3 separate regions of the Homo sapiens genome follow, and regions 1 and 2 are each linked to region 3. The links are chromatin contacts, found by Hi-C or POLR2A ChIA-PET in ENCODE. All regions are on one chromosome and are shown on one strand. Each heading gives the region's core, a stretch centred on a gene start or an enhancer-like site at or near the end of the contact. The rest is flanking DNA. Distances are from core to core; before and after follow the strand shown. Region 1 has its middle 22 kb from the start of LINC02851. Region 2 has its middle 19 kb from the start of ERMP1. Region 3 has its middle 31 kb from the start of IL33.

Region 1 (3,605 bases), core at 637-3,136, 500 kb after region 3:
GCGGGAGGGAGACTGCAGAGGTCTCCGGCCACAGGACTGAGGAAAACCGCAAAAAGACGCGGTCACTACTAGGCGGAGTTAAACTATGGAGCCGGTACCCCCAATACCCTGCCCGGCAAGGCCGCCTCGTGACGTCCCCGTCTGACAGAGTCCCTCCCCATAGGGCCGCGACAGAACCACCGCACGATGGGACACGCGAGGGTAAGCTCAGGTCTCAGCGCATCGTGTGGGCGTCGGGACAGCGTCCTGGGCACCTGTTCCTTCCACCTGCTCAAATCTCTTTCCCTTCTATGAAGAAGGGGGCTCCGGGCCCCATCCCCAGGGAGCAAGAAGACGCAGAGGACCGCGCCGGTTCAGGTGCCGCTGGAGAAATGGAATCTGACGGAGAAACTGATCTGGGGCGGCAGCCCGCTAGGTTCGCCTGACTCACTAAATGCTACTACAGTGCCCCACACGGACTGCCACGAGCGGGTCACGTGACTGGACTCTGGATCGGCTGTGCTGTGATGGCCGCGTAGCGCGCTGCTGTGCGCGCGAGACTATAAGCCTCTGGGCCGCCGGTGCCTCCGCGCGGTCACCGCCTCCACCCGCCTGGCCGCTTCCCTCGGCGCATGCGTAGCACACCGACTCCAGGATTGTTTCCCAAATCCCACTTCCGCCACTTCCTCCTCCCGAGACCAGCCAAGCGCGCCTGGCTGTCTGCCCTTCTTGGGCTCTTGGGGAGAACGTGGTCCGGGAACTGGCAGTCACGGGGAGGCAGCACAAGAGGTTTTCGCCCTCATGTGCTGGTGCAACTATCGCGACCATCACCCTGAGAACTGGAGGAAGGGTGCCGCAGGCAAAGAGTGGCGCGCCTGCAGATTCGGTTCCGCGCTTGGGGCTCTCGCGAGACCCGGCGCTGGAGTGTGGACCGCGCGTGCCGGTGACGCGTGGTGCAGACACGTCGCCGGTGCCTCTCTCCCTAGGCCTTCCTGGGGGTGAGCTTCCGTCCCAGACGTCTTCGGTCCTACACTGCTTCCATTTCTTTTTTTTTTTTTTCCTTCTTTTTTTCTTTGAGACAGGGGCTCATTCTATCACCCAGGCTGGAGTGCAGCGGCGCGATCTCGGCCCACCGTAAGCTCCGCCTCCCGGGCTCAAGCGATCCTCCCACTTCAGCCTCCTGAGTAGCTGGGACTCCAGGTGAGCGCCCTGCTAATTTTATATTTTTGGTAGAGACGGGGTTTCGCCATGTTGCCCAGGCTGGTCTCAACTCCTGGTCTCAAGTGATCCGCCTGCCTTGGCCTTCCAAAGTGCTGGGCTTACAGGCGGGAGCCACTGCACCCAGCCCTACGCCCCATCTTTCTGGGTTTCTGCCTGGTATTGTTACATCTCCAACAGGCTTAACTCAAAGCTGACTTTCCGCCTGTGCTGTATCTGCCCCATGGTCCTTTAGAGTATATAAAATATAAATGGCACTTTGGGAGGCCGAGGCAGGAGGATTGCTTGAGCTCAGGAGTTACTGACCAGCCTGGGCAACATAGTGAGACCCCCGTCTCATTAAAAAATAATAATGCAGGCAGGGCGCAGTGGCTCATGCCTGTAAACCGAGCACTTTCGGAGGCCAAGGTGGGCGGATCGCCTGAGATTGGGAGTTCGAGACCAGCCTGACCAACATGGAGAAACCCCATCTCTACTAAAAATACAAAATTAGTTGGGCGTGGTGGTGCGTGCCTGTAATCCCAGCTATTCAGGAGGCTGAGGCAGGAGAATCGCTTGAACCCGGGAGACGGAGCTTACAGTGAGTCGAGATGAGCCACTGCACTCCAGCCTGGGCAACAAGAGCGAAACTCCATCTCAAATAATAATAATAATACAAATAAATAAATGTACACACACAAATAAATGGACTTGATAGCGATTTTTTTAGGTTTTCAGCTGCCCAATTCAAGAAATGTATTTCTTCTTGTCCCTGATTTCCGTCACTGTCCCAAGGCAGTGGGATTAAAGCACCACTACCGTTTTTAGATCCTTGTGTTTGGCATTCCATGTCCTCCTCTCAAGACGTTTGACGTAACTTTCTCCATCTGCTCTGTTGAAACATATGCTTCAAAATCTTTTTTTTTTTTTTTTTGAGACGGAGTCTCGCTCTGTTGCCCAGGCTGGAGTGCAGTGGCGCGATCTCGGCTCACTGCAAGCTCCGCCTCCCGGGTTCAAGTGATTCTCCTGCCTCAGCCTCCCAAGTAGCTAGGACTACAGGCGCCCGCCACCAAGCCCGGCTAATTTTTTGTATTTTTAGTAGAGACGGGGTTTCACCGTGTTAGCCAGGATGGTCTCGATCTCCTGACCTCGTGATCCACCTGCCTCGGCCTCCCAAATTGTTGGGATTACAGGCGTGAGCCACTGCACCCAGCCTACCAGCCTAGACCTAGTTTTAGTTCCTTTTTTTGCTTCACTCCATTGTAGCTTAGGAAGCTAGTTTCAATTCCGGATTCTACCGTCTATCTGTATGACTGGGCCTTTGGTCAGTCTTTCTAAAATGAAGATTGCTCATTTTACAAATGAGTAAAAACTACCTGACATGTAGTGCAGGCTTTGTAAAGCACTCATCATGCTGCTTGTCATACTGTAAGCACTGATATGGCATAGGAAACCCAACCCCCAAACATAGCACCTTGGAAGTTGAGAAAACAGCATATACTGGAAGGCCACTGTCACATCTCCCTCACCCGTCTCTGAAGCAGGCCATAAAGCCTAGGAAGGTCATCCTCTTATCTCTCTTGAAAACCCTCATGTGGCAGGTGTCCTGCCCTATATCAGGGTGGAAGGAATGTCACACAGGGACACCAAGAATAATCTGAACAAACAGGTCTTGCTAATCTCATGCCCCCAATTTATTACCGTGAGATCATACCCGCTTTGTTCAATCATACTTCTGCACAACTATCCACTTTCTCAAACCTATGCATAAAAGTACACAGACTTTTCTTTGGGTCATTTCCTTAGGAAGACTCCCCATCATGTAAAACTTATATTACACAAATTTGTATGCTTTTCTCTTGTTAATCTGTATTTTGTTATAGGAGTCTCAGCCATGAACCTTACCATGGTTAAGGAAAACTTGCTTTTTCTTCTCTACACACTCAAATAAATTAGTTTGCCTCCTTTTCCATGCTTACCCAATATAAAATAGTAAAATGCCTCTTTTTTTTTTTTTTTTTTTTTTTTTCTGAGAGGGAGTCTCGCTCTGTTGCCCAGGCTGGAGTGCAGTGGCGCGATCTCGGCTCACTGCAACCTCCGCCTCCCAGGTTCAAGCAATTCTCCAGCCTCAGCCTCCTGAGTAGCTCGGATTATAGGTGCCTGCCACCACGCGTGGCTAATTTTTGTATTTTTAGTAGAGAAAGGGTTTCGCCATAATGGTCAGGCTGGTCTCGAATTCCTGACCTGAGGTGATCCACCCATCTTGACCTCCCAAAGTGCTGGGATTGCAAGCGTGAGCCACTGCGCCCGGCCTAAAATGCCTCTTAGTAAGACTTAATTTCTGTCCAGGCATGGTGGTTCATGCCTGTAACCCCAACACTTTGGGAGGCCGAGGCGGGTGGATCACCTGAGGTCAGGAGTTCGAGACC
Region 2 (3,387 bases), core at 272-2,771, 330 kb before region 3:
CTAGTGTGACTCTGTGGATCATCGGCATCAGAATTACCCTGAGTGCTTGCTAGAAATAGAGAATTCCTCGAGACCAGCCTGGCCAACATGGTGAAACCCATCTCTACGAAAAATACAAAAATTAGTTGGGCATGGTGGCAGGCACCTATAATCCCAGCTACTTTGGAGGCTGAGGCAGGAGAACTGCTTGAACCTGGGAGGTGAAAGTTGCAGTGAGCCAAGATCGCACCATTGCACTCCAGCCTGGGCGACGAGAATGAAACTCCGTCTCAAAAAAAAAAAAAAAAAAAAAAAAGAAGAAGAAGAAAAAAAGAAATAGAAAATTCCCTGGCCTTCTGGGGTGGTTGGGGGAATTGGGAGGGAGCATGTGGCTGAGGAAACTGAATGTTTAACAAGTTCCTCCTGTGACTCTGAGATACCGTGAAGTTCGTAAACCTCTGAAAATGCTCACTGTCAGTGGTTCTCTACTCTCACTCTACATAAGAACTAGATGAAGCATCAGAAAAACCCAAAAACAACAACAACAAAAAATCCTGGGCCCAATCCCAGTATTCAGTTAATTTGGATGGTGCCAGGCAATTGTATAATTTTGGAAAATGGCTCAAATGATTCTAATGTGCAGTCAGAGTTGGAAACCCATGGCCATTGTGAACAGTGGTACCAAATGCTATACCTGAAAGGGCAGCCACCCTGTAATTCTACCCTAGCCTTCTGGCCATGTCCTAGCTTGCAAGCTCTGAGGAGGTAGGGCAGGACTCTGAAGAATAGAGAATGAATGAGGAACAAGGTTGCATCCTTTGAAAACTCCAGAGCTTTGATCAGTTACCTCACCCTCAATTCAATCCCCCATCCAGGAACTGCCCATGCCCTGACATCCTCCCTTGACTTATTCCCAAAGATCTCACACTGTGTTCCCTCTTTTAGACCCTTCAGAACAAAATCTGAAGATGTTAGCCCTTTTAGGCCCAACATCTCTATGCTGTGCTGGTATCAAGCAAAGCCTCCAAGATGTTTCCAATTTGTGAACATAGTGCATCTTGTAATTGATTTGTTCTTCTCTTTTCTCTATCTACTAGGAAGCTCAGAGCCAAATCTGAGGCACACCTTTAGCAGTCATACAGCACCTTATGGCATACATTTGCTATACCTTATTTTCCTGTCATAGCTTTTCTTTCATTTGTTTCTGTTTACCTATTTTTTACAGAGAAATGTCCTTTTTTGATTTATTCTGACATGCTATAAATGAATTAATTACACTATTTAAAGACTTTTCATCAATACATTTCTCTTTCTCTTGGGTCAGACAGAGAAAAAGAAAAGAGCATGCAAGAAAGATGGAGAGAAGAAACACATGCACACAGATAATATATAGAAGTGGGAGGAGGCGAGGGAGGGTTCGTGATCATATCAGCCTTACACAGGGTGGTGCTCTCCAAGGGGCAAGAGTCAACCTGCTTATTATAACCATTTCACAAGGATCTTAAAGGAACTTCCTTCTATGGTCAAACCCTTTTGTTCTTACTCAGAATCAGTCTAGCTGTTAAGTCTGTGGCAGCTGGAGCTACAAAACCAAGGCCTGAAAGTTGCAAAACTAGGTACTGTGACTGTGAGTCACCTTTCCCCTTCACACACATACACCCCACAAAATTGATTTTAACACACATAAAAATTGAGAAAACACTATAATACTAAATCTAAGATGATTTACAAAGGAATATTACTTAACGAATGGCTTGAAGTAGTTTTTTAAAAGCTTGGAGAGATTTTGATTTCATAATGAGTCAACAAGTCATTTTTTCTGCCATTAAAAAATCTCATTTCTTAATAAAAACACTTAGTTTTTCATGACCTTATAAATAAAAAAGCTCCCATTTCAAAGTAAAAATGAAATCTAAGATTATATAGACGTTTATGTCATTACTTTTATCTAAGCAACATACATACATGCTCAAGTAAAGCAAAAGGTTAAGTAAATTTCTGCAATAAATAGGCTGCTTTTGAAATGCAAAGAACATTATAAAGAATGCAGAATCTTAAGGGTAATCAAGCAGTCATTAAGTTTTTCTTAAGTATTCACTTTAGATGTTGTTATTTCTGGCACAGGTAAGCAGCAGAGTGTTTTTTTTTGTTTTTTTGTTTTTTTTTTCCAGACAGCGTCTCATTCTGTCATGTAGCTGGAGTGAAATGGCATGATCAAGGCTCACTGCAGCCTTGACCTTCCCACGCTCAGGTGACCTCCCTCCTCAGCCTCCCTCATAGCTGGGACTACAGGCATTGCCACCAGCTAATTTTTGTATATTTTGTAGAGATGGTCTTTTGCCATGTTGCCCAGGCTGGTCTCGAACTCCTGGGCTCAAGTAATCCAGCTGCCTCAGCCTTTGAAAGTGCTGGGATTACAGGTGTGAACCACTGTACCCCACCATAGCAGCAGAATTTTTTATGTGCTCAAATACTGGAATCTTTGGTTACTGCCATATCAGCAAAGAAGCCAACCATTTTAAGAATGTTTTATGAGAATGTTCATTAAAAAAAAAAAAAAAGAATGTTTTAAGTGAACACCTTGCAAATCCTAAGGATAGCTATCTATTTTTTTAACCTTGTATGTATTTTAATAAGCTGCCTCAAACATGCTTTTTGAAATCAGGGAAGATATAGAAAAATTAATAACAGCAACTGATAGGATTCAATTCATCACACTGAAACATGTTTTTGTAAATGAGATAAAAATCCTTTCCTGACTACAGGGTCATCTCACCTGTTAGTTCTTTTCACTACAGGGGAGAAAACAAACAAACCAGCAAAAACCTTTTCCTCTGCCCTCTTAGGTTCAGTGTCTGGGGCCTGAGAATTAAACTGGCAAAAGACAGATTAACAGGGGAAAAAGCATCTATTTTATGGACAAAGGAAACGGGTTTGGGCTTCTGGGGGTGAAAAATTGTAGGAAAGTGACTAGGAAGTATACAGGGAAAGTAATGGAAAGCAAGGGTTGCTTTAGTAAGGTGTCTTTATGCCAACTCATCTCAGTGCCAGTTTTCTGTCTCTAGTGATAGGTTACTTTCTTCATTCTGATACAGGAGAAGGGTGGAAATTTATGCCACCTTCACAAAGGGAAATTTATGTCCTGCTTCTAGGCAGAAAAGGAAAGGGCAGAGAGCTCTTCTTACAACTGCTATTTCTCCATTGCTTTCAGCCCAAAATAATCATATGCCAAGGTGGCATACTTTGGGGTGGTATAACCTGATCCCCTTCACCATGTCACTTAAATTCTCTCTTGTCCTGTTGCTGTGCTCAGAGATGCCCTGGGGTTTCAGTGTTGATCTCCCAGAAGAGCCATACATATCCTGTAAGAAACTATGCTCTGTTGGTTAAGAAACAGCCACCTAGATA
Region 3 (3,601 bases), core at 419-2,918:
GGTGAATTTTGATCTACCATTAAAACAAGGTGCCAGGACCGGATGTTTCGTAACAGTGCTCTCTCTAACTCTTAAATAACAGATAGTTCTAATCCTATTTAAGCTCCTTCATTTATTTTATGAAGTCAGCATAATCCTAATTCCAAAGCCAGATGGAGAATATAAAAATGTAAAACTCTTACAAATGAATCTAGATACAAAAATTCTAAATAAATTATTAGTAAACAAAATCTAGCCTCTAATAAAATGAATATTACCAAGTTGTGTATATTTTAGGAATGCAAATGTATGATCTAAAATCAATCACTTATCACTCATTACAACAGCAAATTAAGGAAGATAAACTACATAATCATATCAACACTTGCTGAAAAGGTGTTGATAAAATTCATCCATCTCCCCTAATAAAACCTCAACATAACATAGAAATAGAAGGAAATCGATGAAAAAAAATGAATGGCAAGTACATGAAATATAATAAGCTCTCATTCATTTAATATATACTTAAGTAGTTCCTAGTACCAGGCACACTCTGGTGATACAACAGTGAACATGATAGATACAATCTGTGCTCTGCAAGGCTTACAGTACAGTGGGAGTGACTGGAAATTTATTGGAGGCTTTGATGTGGAAGAAGGATATGGAAATCCATGAGAAAACACTATGCTTAGTCAGGGCCATGTGACAATAGAATTTCTGCAGACAGTGACAATTAAATTGAGATCTGAAAAGTGAGAAAGATGTATACAGATTAAAGAGAGGTTGGTTGGAGAAAATATTTCTGGGATAGAGAATAACCCTTACAAAGGCCTGGATAGGAGAGAACGAAAGTAAGTTGAGTATGGCGAAAGTACAGAGCAAGAGCTCAGGATGAAGTGTGTAATACAAACTGCGAAGAAAGGCTCAGCCCAGATCAGGAAGGCTTTGGAAGCCAAATTTAGGAGCTTGGACTTTACCCTACATGCAATGTGAAGACATGGCTGGGTGTTAAGTAGAAGAGTTGCACTGGTTCTTTTGTTTCCCATACCTCCAGATCCATTCTCTGCCCTGGAAATCAGATCCCCATAGGGTCTGTCACCCACTCTCCCTTGCCTACTGGCTTCCAGATGGGTTCAGCCAATGCGGTGCCTTTTCCCTGGGTCCCCTTGCTTCAGTGCTACACCCGATAGTAAATGTATCCCTCCTTGAACACAGGTCCTGCCAGGCAGCCCTTTTGTGGCTCCAGCTTTCACTGAGTAACTATTTCTTGTCTCTTCAGACCTACAGATAAATATGGCTTCCCCTGTTTCTAGTCTCTTTCATTCTGCCCACACCTCTGTAAGTAGCCCTTTCATCAAAGCTTTTCATTTGAACCATCTGAATTAAAGTCTATTTCCTTTTGGGACCCTGACTGATACAGGCATGATTAGGTCAGATTTGTGTTTTATAACAATCCCTCTGGCTGCTTTATGGAAAACAGATTGGAAGATGGCAAAGACCGGCTCCAAGGAGACCATTAAGGAGGCTGCTGTAATTCTGGAGGTAAGAGAGGATGGTGGCCTGGGCTCAGGTAGCAGAACTGGGGTTCAGGAGTGAGGAGTTTAACTCCTGGCCAAAACCGTATGTGTGATATTTCAGGCCCAGCCACAGGCAATTGCAAAGGCTTTGCCTGGAAGGCCTCATAGGAAAAGCTGCCCTTCCCACACCAGACTTGGTACAGAGCCAATGCATTGCAGTGTCTGAGGAGAGTTGCAGTCAAAGATTCAGGCCTCCTGGCCAGCTATGCTCTTATACATATCTGCATTCATGGCCCAGGCACCTCCATTTGGAAGTCTTCTTCTTTTCAGGGAAGCTTGAAGACACTTTACCCACTCTGACTCAGTACTCGATATTTTCTACTTGCAGCCCTCCCATTCTTCCTCACTTCTGGCTCCAGGGTCCATAAAACTGCAGGTGCCTTTTGGTTGGAGATCCCTAAACAGTGAGTTGACTCCACCAACACACTGTTCCACTGGGGGAAATGAAACAAAGGGGAGTCAAGGTTTGACTGTTACTTTCATTTTGGCTATTTTTAATCAGCTACTCTAACGCCTGAAAGCTTAGCTGAGTGGCTGATGGAAAGAAGCATGTAGATTCCAGAGATATTTGGACGATAGAGTTGACAGGATTTGGCCATTTATTAGATTGGGGGATGGGGTAGGATAGAGAACAGTGAGGGAAAATAAAAAGCCAAGGAAACTGCATAGGTGATTTGGGCAATAGAGTGGATGGTGGTGCCATTCACTGGACCATGAAACAAGGAACAGGAGCTGAGTGGCAGGAAAATACTTTCATCTGGGGCATGACACTTCAGAGAAGCCTGTGGGTCATCCAAGGCAGATATTCAGAAAACAGCTGGATATGTAAAAAGGAATTTAGCGGAGAGGTCTGAATTGTTATGTAGATTTGAGAATCATTCATTAATAAATGGTAAGTATAGATATTGGCATGAATAAAATGAAGCTGGGAGAATACATAGAATGAGAAGAAAAGATGGCCTGAAACTGAGGCTCACCATGGTCTCTTTTTAGACTTGTCCTCTTTTGGTTCTCTAGATAATTCTCCAATGATATGTTTTTCTATGACCCTCTCAAAACCTTTCTTAAACTTACTAAATAAAATAGAGACAGCAGGTTATAATGACAGAGCTTGGAACATTATAGATACTCAGTAAATGTGCACAACCTTCCTTTCTAACTCTGTATTTCTCAGGATTGTGTTAAGAATCCTGAGTTAATTAAGGTTCCTGGCTAAAGACAAAGCTATGTCTAAATGAAGGCAGCTGTTATCATACTTGCAGGTGCTATATTTCTTTAAATAATGAGTTTTATATATTTACTGTAAAGGATTCTTTTAGTTCACATATTATTTCTCCTAAACAGCAAAGGATACCACCTTTAAACCAAACCAAACCAAGTCATGCCTCTGAGTGAAGTTGTAGAATAATTTTTTTGAAACTTTAACATTTTAATTTTCTATTAGCAAGCTAAAACAAAGCAGAGGCTAAATTCCATAGTCTCCAGAAATATGGGGATCGCTATATGTAAGTGTATTAGTCCATTTTCATACTGCCCAAGACTGGGTGATTTATAAAGAAAAGAGGTTTAGGAGCCAGGCACGGTGGCTTACACCTGTAATCCCAGCTACTTGGGAGGCTGAAGCAGGGAAATTGCTTGAACCTGGGAGGTGGAGGTTGCAGTGAGCCGAGATGGCGCCACTGTACTCCAGCCTGGGTGGCAGGGCGAGACTCCATCCCCAAAAAAACAAAACAAAACAAAACAAAAACAAAAAGGGAAGGAAGGAAGGGAGGGAGGGAGAAGGTGAAGGGGAAGGGGAAGGGGAAGGGGGAGGAATAAGAAAAAGAAAAAGAGGTTTAATGGAATCACAGTTCAACATGGCTGGGGTGGCCTCACAACCACGGTGGAAGGCGAAGGAGGAGCAAAGGCATATCTTGCATGGCAGCAGGCAAGAGAGCGTGTGCAGGGGAACTGCCCTTTATAAAATCATCAGATCTTGTGAGACTTATTCACTATCATAAAAACAGCATGGGAAAAACCTGCCCCCACGATTCAATTACCTCCCA

The links. Hi-C counts contacts between places; a loop is a spot of excess contacts on that map. ChIA-PET counts read pairs that join two places held with the same protein, here RNA polymerase II (POLR2A). Pooled maps may share reads with other maps.
Region 1: a loop to region 3 is called in a pooled map, with 5 times the contacts of the local background. The contact joins two enhancer-like sites. A Hi-C loop is called at or near these places in 1 of 37 single-sample maps with no recorded cell type and 2 of 50 pooled maps. POLR2A ChIA-PET finds 5 or more read pairs at or near these places in 2 of 52 experiments (PC-9 and SK-N-SH).
Region 2: a pooled map shows a loop between it and region 3 (3-fold over the local background). The contact joins two enhancer-like sites. A Hi-C loop is called at or near these places in 1 of 37 single-sample maps with no recorded cell type and 2 of 50 pooled maps. POLR2A ChIA-PET finds 5 or more read pairs at or near these places in 1 of 52 experiments (A673).

What each region holds. Positions count from the first base shown.
Region 1 is chr9:6,680,810-6,684,414 of GRCh38, forward strand. No RefSeq gene overlaps it. Among named protein-coding and RNA genes, the nearest start is that of LINC02851, 22 kb to the right of the region's middle. RefSeq lists enhancers at 110-489, 396-1,144, 610-899, 970-1,089, 2,658-2,917. Within about 2 kb of position 1,887, at least 41 of the 41 ENCODE cell types and tissues checked have a DNase peak (open chromatin) inside an H3K27ac peak, as active enhancers do.
Region 2 is chr9:5,850,135-5,853,521 of GRCh38, forward strand. It overlaps a transcript of ERMP1 not described here. Among named protein-coding and RNA genes, the nearest start is that of ERMP1, 19 kb to the left of the region's middle. Within about 2 kb of position 1,522, at least 5 of the 41 ENCODE cell types and tissues checked have a DNase peak (open chromatin) inside an H3K27ac peak, as active enhancers do.
Region 3 is chr9:6,183,228-6,186,828 of GRCh38, forward strand. No RefSeq gene overlaps it. Among named protein-coding and RNA genes, the nearest start is that of IL33, 31 kb to the right of the region's middle. RefSeq lists enhancers at 1-324, 1,799-1,898. Within about 2 kb of position 1,669, at least 2 of the 41 ENCODE cell types and tissues checked have a DNase peak (open chromatin) inside an H3K27ac peak, as active enhancers do.